2 separate regions of the Homo sapiens genome follow, and region 1 is linked to region 2. A link is an interaction called in ENCODE POLR2A ChIA-PET data of the cell type or tissue named here. Cell type or tissue: Caco-2. All regions are shown on one strand. Links, peaks and the distances in the headings refer to the core of each region. The heading gives the core; the rest is flanking DNA.

Region 1 (5,371 bases), core at 191-5,190, 140 kb after region 2:
GGAGGGATTTTTTTTAAAAGTTGTTTTTGTTATTTTTAAATGTTCATTATACATATATAAACACTTACAAAGAAAAATGCAATAGCTTGGAGGGATTGCAGATTTTCTTCTGCACGGGCTATTTCCTACTGTTGGAGAACCAGTTTTACTGTCATCTGGCTGCCCACAGGTGCTGGGCTCTGGTCGTACCTCTGGCCCTCACCTCCCCTTCCAATGACTCTGCCAAGGAACGTGGGAAGCTACTGGATGGGGCAGCCTGTCTGGCTCAGTCACAGCTTCTACCAACCTCCATGAGGATTTTCAGATTCCTCAGCGGTATCTTACCCCAGCATCTGTGCCCCAATAAGCAAGAAACAAGAAAAGAACTTTACCCTTAGTGGAATTGGCTCTTCAGCCAGACTGAAAGAGAATCAGATAAGGAGGTATAATTAGCTGAACATTTGGAAAAGGAGTGGCAACTCTCTAGCTCAAGGCCTAGGAGAGGAAATGGACTCCACGCTTCTTTCTGTTTTATTCTGATGGTGGCCGCTCCTAGAAACAAGGTCCCACCTGGAACATTCAAGGCGGCTGTCAAAGGAAGTATTGAGCAGGCCTGGGTGAGGGCCAGGTGCTGATCTGTCTTGCCACCTTCTCTTCCCCAATTTTTTTTTTTTCTTTTTTTTTTTTTTGGAGACAGGGTCTCATTCTCATTGCTCAGATTGGAGTGCAGTGGTGCGATCACAGTTCATTGCAGCCTTGACTTCCTGAGCTCCGGTGATTCTCCCACCTCAGCTTCCCGAGTAGCTGGGACTATAGGTGTGTGACACCATACCCAGCTAATTTCTTGTATTGTAGTAGAGGCAGGGTTTTTGCCATGTTGCCCAGGCTGTTCTCAAATTCCTGGCCTTAAGCATTCCTCCTGCCTCGGACTCCCAAAGTGCTGGGATTACAAGCATGAGCCACCACGCCCACCTTTCCCCAACCTTTCAAGAATTTAATCCATAATGGAATCTGGAAAGAAACCTTGAAAGAGCCATATCTAAATGACTCTGACAAAGTGGATAAAGCAGAGTCTATTTTTTTTTAAAGGGCCTCAAAGAAGGAAAATTCATAGATTTTCCCAAGAAACCCATTTCCGTTGAGAACTTTGTCCTAAATGTCCCTTTAGGAGTCCCCTCCATCCTCCTTGCTTCCATTCATTCCCTTTACACTGGCTCTGACCCTTTCTTCTCCTGCATCCCCAATCCCCAGAAAGGATGGAAATGACACAGTTACTTCAAATAATTCCTCATGTGTGCCTCTTTCTCCTGCCACACTGTGGGTCCCATAAATGCACATGTGCTATTTACTCCAGGGACAACCGGGGCTGGTCTGGGCTTCCACCCCACTCTGCACATCTCCCCAGCACGGCTTCCTGCCACCGAGGAATGAACTGCAGTGTGGGAGGGGTGAGGGCAATGACCTTAAAAATCCTCTCCGAGCAGCAGAATCCTCCCTGGACTGTGAGCAATCCCCAAGTTCCTTATTCTGCCTGTGGCTTCGGCACCTGGTGTAGACTCGGCATAAGGTGGGGTCAGTGATTGCTGAGAGGGCCAGGGACATCAGTTCCCTAAAGGTGGGTCCCCTTCAAAACGACTGATGTACAAGAATTACCAGAAATTATTGCGGCAGCAGCAGAAAGGGCCTAGGGAATGAACCGTGTCCCAGACACAAAATCCTCCTCGGCTTGGCACCAGGAGTGCAAGCTTCAGCCTGGAGGCCTCACTCAGCCAGGACAGTTCCAGGCATGTTTAGATGGGGCTGCTGTCACCTCCCATGCTGATGGGTGGAGCTTTTCCTTTGCTGGTCCTCAATGCTCACCTATGCTAGGGCTTGGAGGATGAGGGAGGGAGGGAGGATGCTGACGTGGTCTGGGTATGTGGCTTTGTGGGCTGCAGAGCTGAGAGCTATCCTCCTTCCCTACAGCTGTGTCCGGGGGTGTCTGAGGACAGAGTAATGGACCTGGACTCCCTGTGATCATGGGGATTCTGCCAGTCCCTCTCTGCTCCCCACACAGAGGGCAGCCCTCACCTGGGCTCTGTGTGTCTGCGAGGGTAGACACAGAACAGGTACACCTGCCTTCCACCTCGATGTCCCAGTCCAGCCCAGCAAAGAATCACAGATGTGGTGGCAGAGACTCCCGCCCTCCCCGCACCTGGAGGATGCAATTAGCGAAACCAAGGGTAGGAAGGAGCCCAATGCCCTCCCATATTTTCACAAACCCTTGGGTGCTGGCTAAGGGTGCTTAGACCTTTTTGGCAGGTAGAGAAAATGGACACCCCGAAAGACCGTGTGACTTGCCTCAAGAAACCACCGAAAGTGGGACCGAAATCAGAGCCCGGGTTTTCTGGCTCCTGTCCAGTGCCCTTCGCCCTAACCTGTTATACCCGTCGCTTCTCATGGCTGAATTCGGGTCTGCAGGAGCTTCTGATGTGTTCCAGCAGCTGTGCTCGATCCGGGAACTGTGGGATGGTCTGGCATTTTGCTTGTGAGGAAACGAGGGACTGGGGATGCTTGGGGAACCCCCTCCTATCCTGTCTCTCCCTGCCCCCCATGTCCCTGCTGGCTGAGGCTGCAGGAAGCTTGGGGTTTGCACTGGCACTGGGAAACCGGACTTGTATGGGTGTGGAGAGAGTGAGGTCACTGCTTACCTAGGAAAGCCACATCCTCCTCCTCTTCTAAGCCCTTGTGACACTCTCTGTGTCGCAGGCCTTTGGCCTTGAGGGTGAGACCTTCCATTCCTGTGTACGTGCTCATTCTGACCCTCGAGTAGTTTTAAGAGACCGTACGTGGGGTGTACCTTATTTGTATGCATGGGACCATCACCTGGCAGCTCTGTAAAGGTGGTTATTATTGCTATTGCCACCAATATCAAGGACAAATAGCATGATGAAAGGAGAAAGGGATAGGAATCCAGCCCTCTCCCTGGACCTGCCCTCTCCAGCTTCTCTGTCTGGTGCTCAAGGGCTCCTTTCACGCTGGGAGCCTTATCTCCGTATCTCTTCTCTTATCAGACAGGCCTCTTCCTGCCCTTGCTGCTGCATCTGACGCATTCTTCTCTCCATGCCCTTTGCTCACAAAGGTCCCTTTGCCTGGGAACGCCCTCCGTGACCTCCTCCAACACATTTCACAAAGCCCATTCAAATCCCCTCTTCATGGGCTCTCCCGGCCTCATTGTTCACATTGCTTCTTGGTGCGTGGCCCAGCACAACACTGCTGGCTGAGTCCCTTTTGACTCTCGTTCCTCTGGGCTGTCTGGCCCTTCCCAGCTACACCTGAAGCCTGGTGAGAACAGAAGCCACATTTGGTGGGTCTCTTGTATCCCCCTTGGAACCATGGAGGGTACAAGGGCAGGGTACAAGGTGGTATGGTGGTACCTTCAAGGGCAAGCCATGTCACAGGTGTCCTTTTGTTGGTTGGGAGAAAGATGGCAGGAGAGGAGAGGTTTGGCTGAGCTGGAATCATCAGCCCTCCTCTCCCTGAGAGAGGGCTTGGGAGAGCAGTCCCTGCTGGAGGGGCCAGGTTCCTCTTCTCTGCCCATCATGGGAGATCAGCAGCAAAGTGGATTTCTGGGGACATAGTCCCCGCAAGTGCCAGGCACACTGAGAGACGTCCCTGTTCAGAGAACTCAAATGCCTTCTTCAAAGGACAGACAGTAGGTTTCCAGTGCCAGGGACTGTCGGAGGCCGTGCCCCTTCCCTCCCTACACTCTGTTTCACACTGGCTCATGTGTGCTGAAATGCAGCTGTCCCTGGTACTCAACACAGTATGTCAGTTGTGGAGACGGATCCACAAAAGAAGAAAAATGAATTTCTGTCACTAGAATTCTAAAAATAAGGCAGCTTGGGTGGGAAGAAAATAAATGGCAAATTCAGGTCTCTGTCTGACGCCCTGAAAAGGTTCAAAGCCTCGACGTCGACGCCACATTCCATCCCCTGACTAATCCCAGATATCCCTGGGGGCCCTTTGGAATCTGGGGATATCCTGTTACAGTTACAGTAAAAAGGCCAATCCACGTGGAGTGCTTACTACAGGCCAGGAGCGAGCTGCGCGCTAGATATGTTGGGCCAGGGGCTGACCTGGATTTTGCAGAAAGAGCATTGAGACCTGAGTTCACAGAGCTTGTGAGTGGTGGGCTTAGCATTCCAACCCAGGCCTTCATCACGCTGCAGCCCACGCTTGTTCCAGGCACCACCTTGGGCCTTGACAACCGCACAACACCGCCTAAGTGTGAGGGCAGGCTGGACAGGAATGGTGAGGGGAGCACATTCCCCAGTGCTTGACTCAAGCAGGTCTTCCACACAGACTCTGAGAAACGGCCCCACCTCTGGGAAACCAGGGCTGAGGCTCCTGTGAGACCTTTGCTGCTCACTGGCCTGGCTGCAGCGCAGAACCTGTGGCGAGGCAAAGTCTCAGGCAGTCAGAGAGGGGCGTCACCGGGAGACAGAAGCATCCCTGGTGGCCCAGAACCATTGTCCTGGGATCCTGGGGCGCCCTGCAGCCCCTCCTCAGCACGGTGGGCTCAGTGGTGGTGGAGACCTTGCCCCTCCTCTGTGGGCCCCACCCCAGGCCCCATCTACTCACCATCCTATTCCAGAGATGCCAGGCCAGCGTGGTAGAATCCTGGAGTCGGGGGTCCTCCTAAAAGAGAACCAGTTGACAGCGGGACCTTTTGTCTCCCCAGGAATGCAACGGACCTGCTACACACTTTGAAGCTCTCTCTGGCATAGAGTTGGGGCAGCCTGATCTGTCCAGGCCTTTTCTCTCAGCCCCTCATCAATAACAGGGGCACTTATGGGACCACCGTCTGGGGTCAGGGCCCTGAGGTCAGGGCCTGCAGGAGCAGGTGGCACGTCAGGCAGCTCCATGTCATCATGGGGTTCTCTGTCACTGAACTAAACAGTGGAAGGAGGGGGTGGCAGGGAATGATTCAGGTGTGATCTGAGTAGAAGGATGAAGGAAGGGAACGTGAGCTAATATTTCTCCTCACCCTCTTAAACCATCACTTTAAACACTGTTTGTGGTGTGGAGATGGCACAAGGATTCCAACAGGCAGGAGCCTGGAGGGAGGGACTGTTCCCAGACACGGGACTGAGGCTACGGAGACCTCGGTCAGCAAGTGTGGACCAAGTGCTACATGGTCTGGGTGGCCCCTTGCCCAGTGTCCTGGGGGAGCGGGCAAGGGCAACTGAGATTCCCCTCCCTTCCAGAGATGGATGGAGAGGAGCGTGCAGGGGGAGGGACAAGAGCTGGCATCCCTGGAGATTCTCTTCGGAATAACCACAATGGCCAAGAGGTGCGAGCACTTCCCCAGCACCGGATGCCACTCTACATCCCCCCAAGTATTAACTCA
Region 2 (5,371 bases), core at 50-5,049:
AGGACACTTGGTTATGGCGTCCCCCCTGGAACACTGGGCCTCAAGCAGCACAACTAACGCTCATGGGACACTCACCGTGTGCCAAGCCCTTGCATGCACTTCACCTCGTTGAATCCGTACAGCCGTATTTTGGGGTAGGTGTATTTGTCTCCATTGGTCAGTTTAGGAAACAGAGGCTCTCTGAAGTTAAGTCATTTGCTAAGATGACACGAGCTAGGGGCAGAGCCAGGACTCAAGCCCAGGCCGCGGATGCCGAAGCTCTTAGCTGTTTCACAATGGGACCTCCTCAGTGACCAAGGCCGCTCTGGTCCTCGGACCCCATTGACAAGCAGCCCAGTTTGCCCTCCTTTGGGGGCCCCTCATCTGGGAACAGCATCCTTTAAGGACCCTGATGCTACTCAGGGTTTTGGTCATCCTCCACCATCTAATACGGGAATTGGGGACCCTGTTTCATTTCTGTCTCATCAGTTTCTCAGGAAGATTGGCATAGATGACAGCTCCTTTTTCAAAATCTCTGTCTCTCTGTTCCACCTTCTGTGGGCCCTGCTTCATCTTGAGTCTGATTTCCCTCAGGGTGGTAACATGGCTTCAACTGCTCTTGGCTTCACATACACACCTGCCCAGACTCAGGAGAGATAGACAGGGTTTTGGGGAATGGTTCCAGAAGAGCAAGGGAAGCTTTCCCCGAGGTACCCGGCACACCTCACCTGCTGTTCCATGGTCCTGAGCTGGGTCAGGATGTGGCCCTTGGACCGAGGAACATGGAAGTCCCCACAATGGGTCTGTGCTCAGGGCCTCTGCCTGGGGTCAGGCCCATTTACTGCACTGCTTTCCTTTAGTGTTTGTCACAAGTCAAAACTCTCTAAGCTCTCTTGGCTCTTGCCAAGTGATCTCTGACCAGCTCATGTGTCTTGACCCTCACAACCAAACGTATAGTCAGGGGGTGAGACCCTGCCCCAGAGTAGGTGGGGGGCGCAGGGCTGGCTTCTTCCAAGGCCTGAGCTGCACAGGAAGCTGGGTTTACCAGGAATGGACACGGGGGAGGCCCCCCGACATCCCCATCCATCTTCTGTCCCCTTGGCCTCCTCTGGTCCTAGACCTGCTATGTACCCACAGTGTCTTGCTTTGTTTTTGGCTGTTTTGCCTTGTTTTGGTTCAGGCACATAGTAGGTGCTGAAGAAGGAATACATTTAGTTGTCCCACCTTTAATTTGAGCATAAAGAAAACAACTCATTATCTTCTCCCTTCAATTTCTCTGGCCCTATGAGGGGTATTATTATCCCTTGGCTTGCTGGGTAGAATATTTATCTTTCTTGTTCTCTGTTGATTAATGTTCACTTACTGGAAGACTGCCCTCAAATACATTTATTCTGTAAAGCCTTACTAAATGCATGCTTTAAGATCTCCTTCATTATGTATGTGTATGTATGTAGGTAATTATATGGTGCATATGTGGTTGGGAAATTTCTTTTGTATTAGTCAGGGTTGTTGTTTTTTTTTTTCCTCTCCAAGTGTTTCATTCCCCTGTGCCACCCCCAGCCCCAAGTGCCCAGGCCTTTCTGAATCTAATGCTTTGGGGGAGGGCTGTGACAGGACAAAGAAGGAAACAAAGGCAGCTCCTTGGGGGCAGGAGAGGAGATCTGATCTGCAATCGCTTGGCAGGGGCCAGTAGAACTTAAAAGTTTTGACTTGGCTTAACTCTGTGGCAAACTATAAGAAATTATTCCTTAATTTCAATGATGAAACCTTCCAGGAAAGTGGTGCAGGGCAGCTAAGTGAGCCTGACCCCAGGCAGTGGTCCTGGCCACAGGCCTGCTTGCTGGGGCGTGGGGATTTCCCACACACTTCAGTCTCATTTCCTGAGTAGCGTCAGCAGGGCACACCAGTCTGAGATGCGGAATCTAAAGTTTAACTTCGCCCCATCCAAATGGTGTGATCTTGCTTGAGTGACCTAATCAACCCCCTTACATCTCAGTCCCATCTATAAATGGTAGCCCATAGCACCCACTTGGAAGGATTCCTGTTGGGATTAGATTATGCATGCACAGCCTTTTGTCCTGTGCCTGGCACAGAGGAGGTGCTTCCAACTGTGGTTTTCATCTCCTTTCTTTCCTTTCTTGGAAGAGCCAGAGTAGTGAGGAAAACCCTGAAAGCAGGCAGTGGGACCATTCATCCGGCCTGGAAAGAAATGGTTCGCATAACATTTGCCTGTGATTAGGGGCAAAATTTACCAGGTGTGTAGCTGTTTAAGGGATGTCAAGAGTCCTCTGCCTCCTCTGGGTCATAGAAAGGCAGGAGCTTGTTTGAGAAGCAGTGTATTGTGTTCAGGAGACATTAGACACTGCATCAATATTGGATGAGGCTTGTGGGGTGCGGTTGGCCGACCGACTGCCGTGTGGGACTACAAGCTGTCCTGTACCTGGCAGGACCTGAAGACTGGCGTGCTCAGGGCTGGGGAGCAGCATGTTGTCCTCTAGGGAAGACACCAGGGCTGAGCTGGCTCCAGCCTGGCCATTCTGTTTCCTGCTCTCCCACTGGAGAGGAAAATAATACTAATACCTACCAATTACCAACTGCTTCCTCTGGGCCAGGCATTTAACAGGTGTTATCTCTTTTAGTCTTCAGAAGGCTCATTTAAGGAAAATGCTGAGAAAACTGAGGCCTGGAGAATTAAGAAACTTGCCCAAGGTCAAATAGTAAGCCATGGTCCTAGGAGGGCCAGCTAACCACATGGGGTGAGAAACCTTTTTCCCAAACACCTGCTGCCCTGCTTCAATCTTTTTTTTTTTTTTTTTTTTGAGACAGGGTCTCACTCTGTTGCCCAGGCTGGAGCACAGTGGCATGATCACTTCTCACTGCAGGTTCACTACTTAGCCTTGAGCTCCCAGGCTAAGTGATTTTTCCACCTCAGCCTCCTGAGTAGCTGGGACCACAGGTGCATACCAGTATACCTGGCTAACTTTTGTATATATATATATTTAAGGTAGAGATGGGGTTTTGTCATGTTGCCCAGGCTGGTCTTGAACTCCTGGGCTCAAGCCATCGGCATGCCTCGGCCTCCCAAAGTGCTGGGATTACAGGCGCGAGCCACCATGACTGGCCCTGCCTCAATCTTAATAGTCACGAATAGTGGGATTGACCTTCATCCCTTCTTTTTTTTCGGGGGGTGAGGTGGGTTGTTGTTAGAGACAGGGTCTTGTTCTGGCACCCAGGCTGGAGTGCAGTGGTGCGATCATAGCTCACTGCAGTCTTGAACTCTTGGGCTCACAGGATCTTCAAGTGACCTTGAAATGGCTGTGGCTGCTCCTTTAGAGGACTCCATCCTGACCCTCTTCTAGCCATGCCTCTCCCTGTGGGGAAGGAGTCTACAGGGCCAAGGAGACGTGACTCTGTGAAGCCCATGGCTCCCTTCTAAAACATTCTCTGGATATTCTCTGCAGTCTTGAACTCCTGGGCTCAAGTGATCTTCCCGCCTCAGCCTCTGGAGTAGCTAGGACTACAGGTGTGTACCACCACAGCCAGCCCTTCCTTCGGTTTGCACTTTCCTCTTCCAACTTATGCTCATTTCCCCCGACCCAGGCCTCTCCCTTTAAGATCAAATATAATAATTCCTGGAATTCCCCACCTGAAAGGCTCCTAGCCTGTTCCAAACTTTTCCGGGCTTCTTTCCCAGATCTATCCTCCCAAAGACTGAGGTCACAGCCAGTATGGCTAGTCTGTGCACCCCTAGGCTTAAGAAATAGCAAAGGGGTGGCTGTGAGTGGGGCATGTGGATGGAGCTTGGGCCTGTGGGTTGGGCTGGGGGCAAGTAGAGTGGGAGATGGGAGGATAAGTCCATGAGTCCAGGACTAAGCATCTGGGAGCTGGCATTCTCTGGAAGAGTGAGAATTCTAAATTTGAAAGCAGCCTTCTAAGTCATTGTGCATGTATATTTTCAAGATAGGCTAGTAGAACATATTTAAGTTTGTTAGCTTGACATATAATTTTAAAATATTAGACCTATGTCTGAGGGCCTCCATTTGTACTCTTGCACCGGGTGCCACAGATATCAGGGGAGTTTGTCACTGTGATCTGTTATGAGAGCACCAAGGGGAACCCTGATGAGCAAGACAGAGAATCACCCACTGAAATGACTGCAAGAGTGTGACTGTTTTTCTCTTTTCTTTTTCCCACTGCCTATGAATGGTCAGACACATCAAAAAGCATAGACAAGAGCATGGGGAATGTGAATGGGCTGTCAGTGAGGGTCAGAGAATCACCTGCACTATTGTGATAACATGATAGACATTCTTGGAAACAGGTGACTCTTTGGCCTTCTGATCAATTTTACATTAAAATTGAAGCAACTATTTGAAAATGCTTTGAAGCATTTACGTATGAGGCTTTTGAAGGCTTTCATCCAGACCAACAAGGCCTATAACAAGTAGCATTTTATTCCTCATTTCCCAAAATAGGAGGTTCAGGGAGGGTGTGTAGTTTGCTCTACATATGACTTCTTCCTTTTCCTCCTGCCCATGGGGAGCTGCTTGGCTACAGACCCCACCCTCTTGCTGTAGGTGACCGTGTCCTTGGTGCTGTGGGCCACGCTGCCAAGGTTTATGGGAAGCTACACCCCTGGGCTATTGTGTTGCCCTCCCTGAAGGCAAATCTCTTTCCCTTCCCACGAATGGCATGTTCCGCCATCTCTATTTATTGTCTTGCCCAGCATCCAGTTCCCAGAACTCCCTGGAGAATTCTCAGACCTCAAACAATGAAGTGTCTCATTCGGAGTAAAAGGAAGAGCACAGGAGTCACCGGAGTCCACGTGGACGCAATTCCACAAGTGACCTTGAAATGGCTGTGGCTGCTCCTTCATGTTGACCGAAGCCAGCTGGCAGCGGTCAGGATTCTGACCATGTTGCCAAAAAGAAGAGGGGCAGAAAGTGCTCCAGCAGGTGCTTGGAGGGATGGCTGAGGGCTCATCTCAAAGGTCAGAGGGTGGAGTCTTGTGACTCCTCATGTAGTATCGCAGGCTGTAGTTATTCCCCTATAGCCTAAGCTGGAAGGCTCAGCTTCAACAGGATTATGAGGTCAAACAAGTTTGTATTGGTCAAACCTCCCTCTGTGCCTCTCCCCCCAGAACCCAGTTGAGAACCTTGCTGTCCTGGCCTCGTATCCAGCATTTGTTCATGGCTTCCAGTACCTCAGGGCTAACACTGGGCTGCCTGGGGGTCCCATCATCCTACCCTCCCTTGCCATACCCTTGAGGACTAAGGTTTACACACAGACACGTGTGCATATGAATGTGTATACACATGTATCGAGCATGTGTATGCACGCACATGCACACACACACTCTGATTCTCTCTCACACACATGCACGTGAAATTCA

Evidence for each region. Peaks named below come from ENCODE experiments on the same cell type or tissue, not always from the same donor. Only the 100,000 strongest peaks of a DNase experiment are listed, where the experiment ranks them.
Region 1: POLR2A ChIA-PET joins it to region 2 with 17 read pairs; 3 of 35 experiments call an interaction of 5 or more read pairs at or near these places.

Annotation. Positions count from the first base shown.
Region 1 is chr2:28,542,500-28,547,870 of GRCh38, reverse strand. PLB1 (phospholipase B1) reads right to left here. Exons shown (of 58, transcript NM_153021.5): 14 at 4,603-4,659. Among named protein-coding and RNA genes, the nearest start is that of PLB1, 49 kb to the right of the region's middle. RefSeq lists an enhancer at 1,830-2,329. In Caco-2, for the core only: no CTCF peak of the experiment used is centred there; DNase peaks (open chromatin) are centred at 1,872, 2,670, 3,080 and 4,312; H3K4me3 peaks cover 1,117 bases.
Region 2 is chr2:28,677,872-28,683,242 of GRCh38, reverse strand. It overlaps LOC105374384 (a long non-coding RNA gene), which reads left to right. Exons shown (of 3, transcript XR_939878.3): 1 at 1-134; 2 at 3,271-3,502; 3 at 4,706-5,371. Among named protein-coding and RNA genes, the nearest start is that of PPP1CB-DT, 71 kb to the left of the region's middle. RefSeq lists a silencer at 292-498 and an enhancer at 1,822-1,911. In Caco-2, for the core only: no CTCF peak of the experiment used is centred there; no DNase peak of the experiment used is centred there.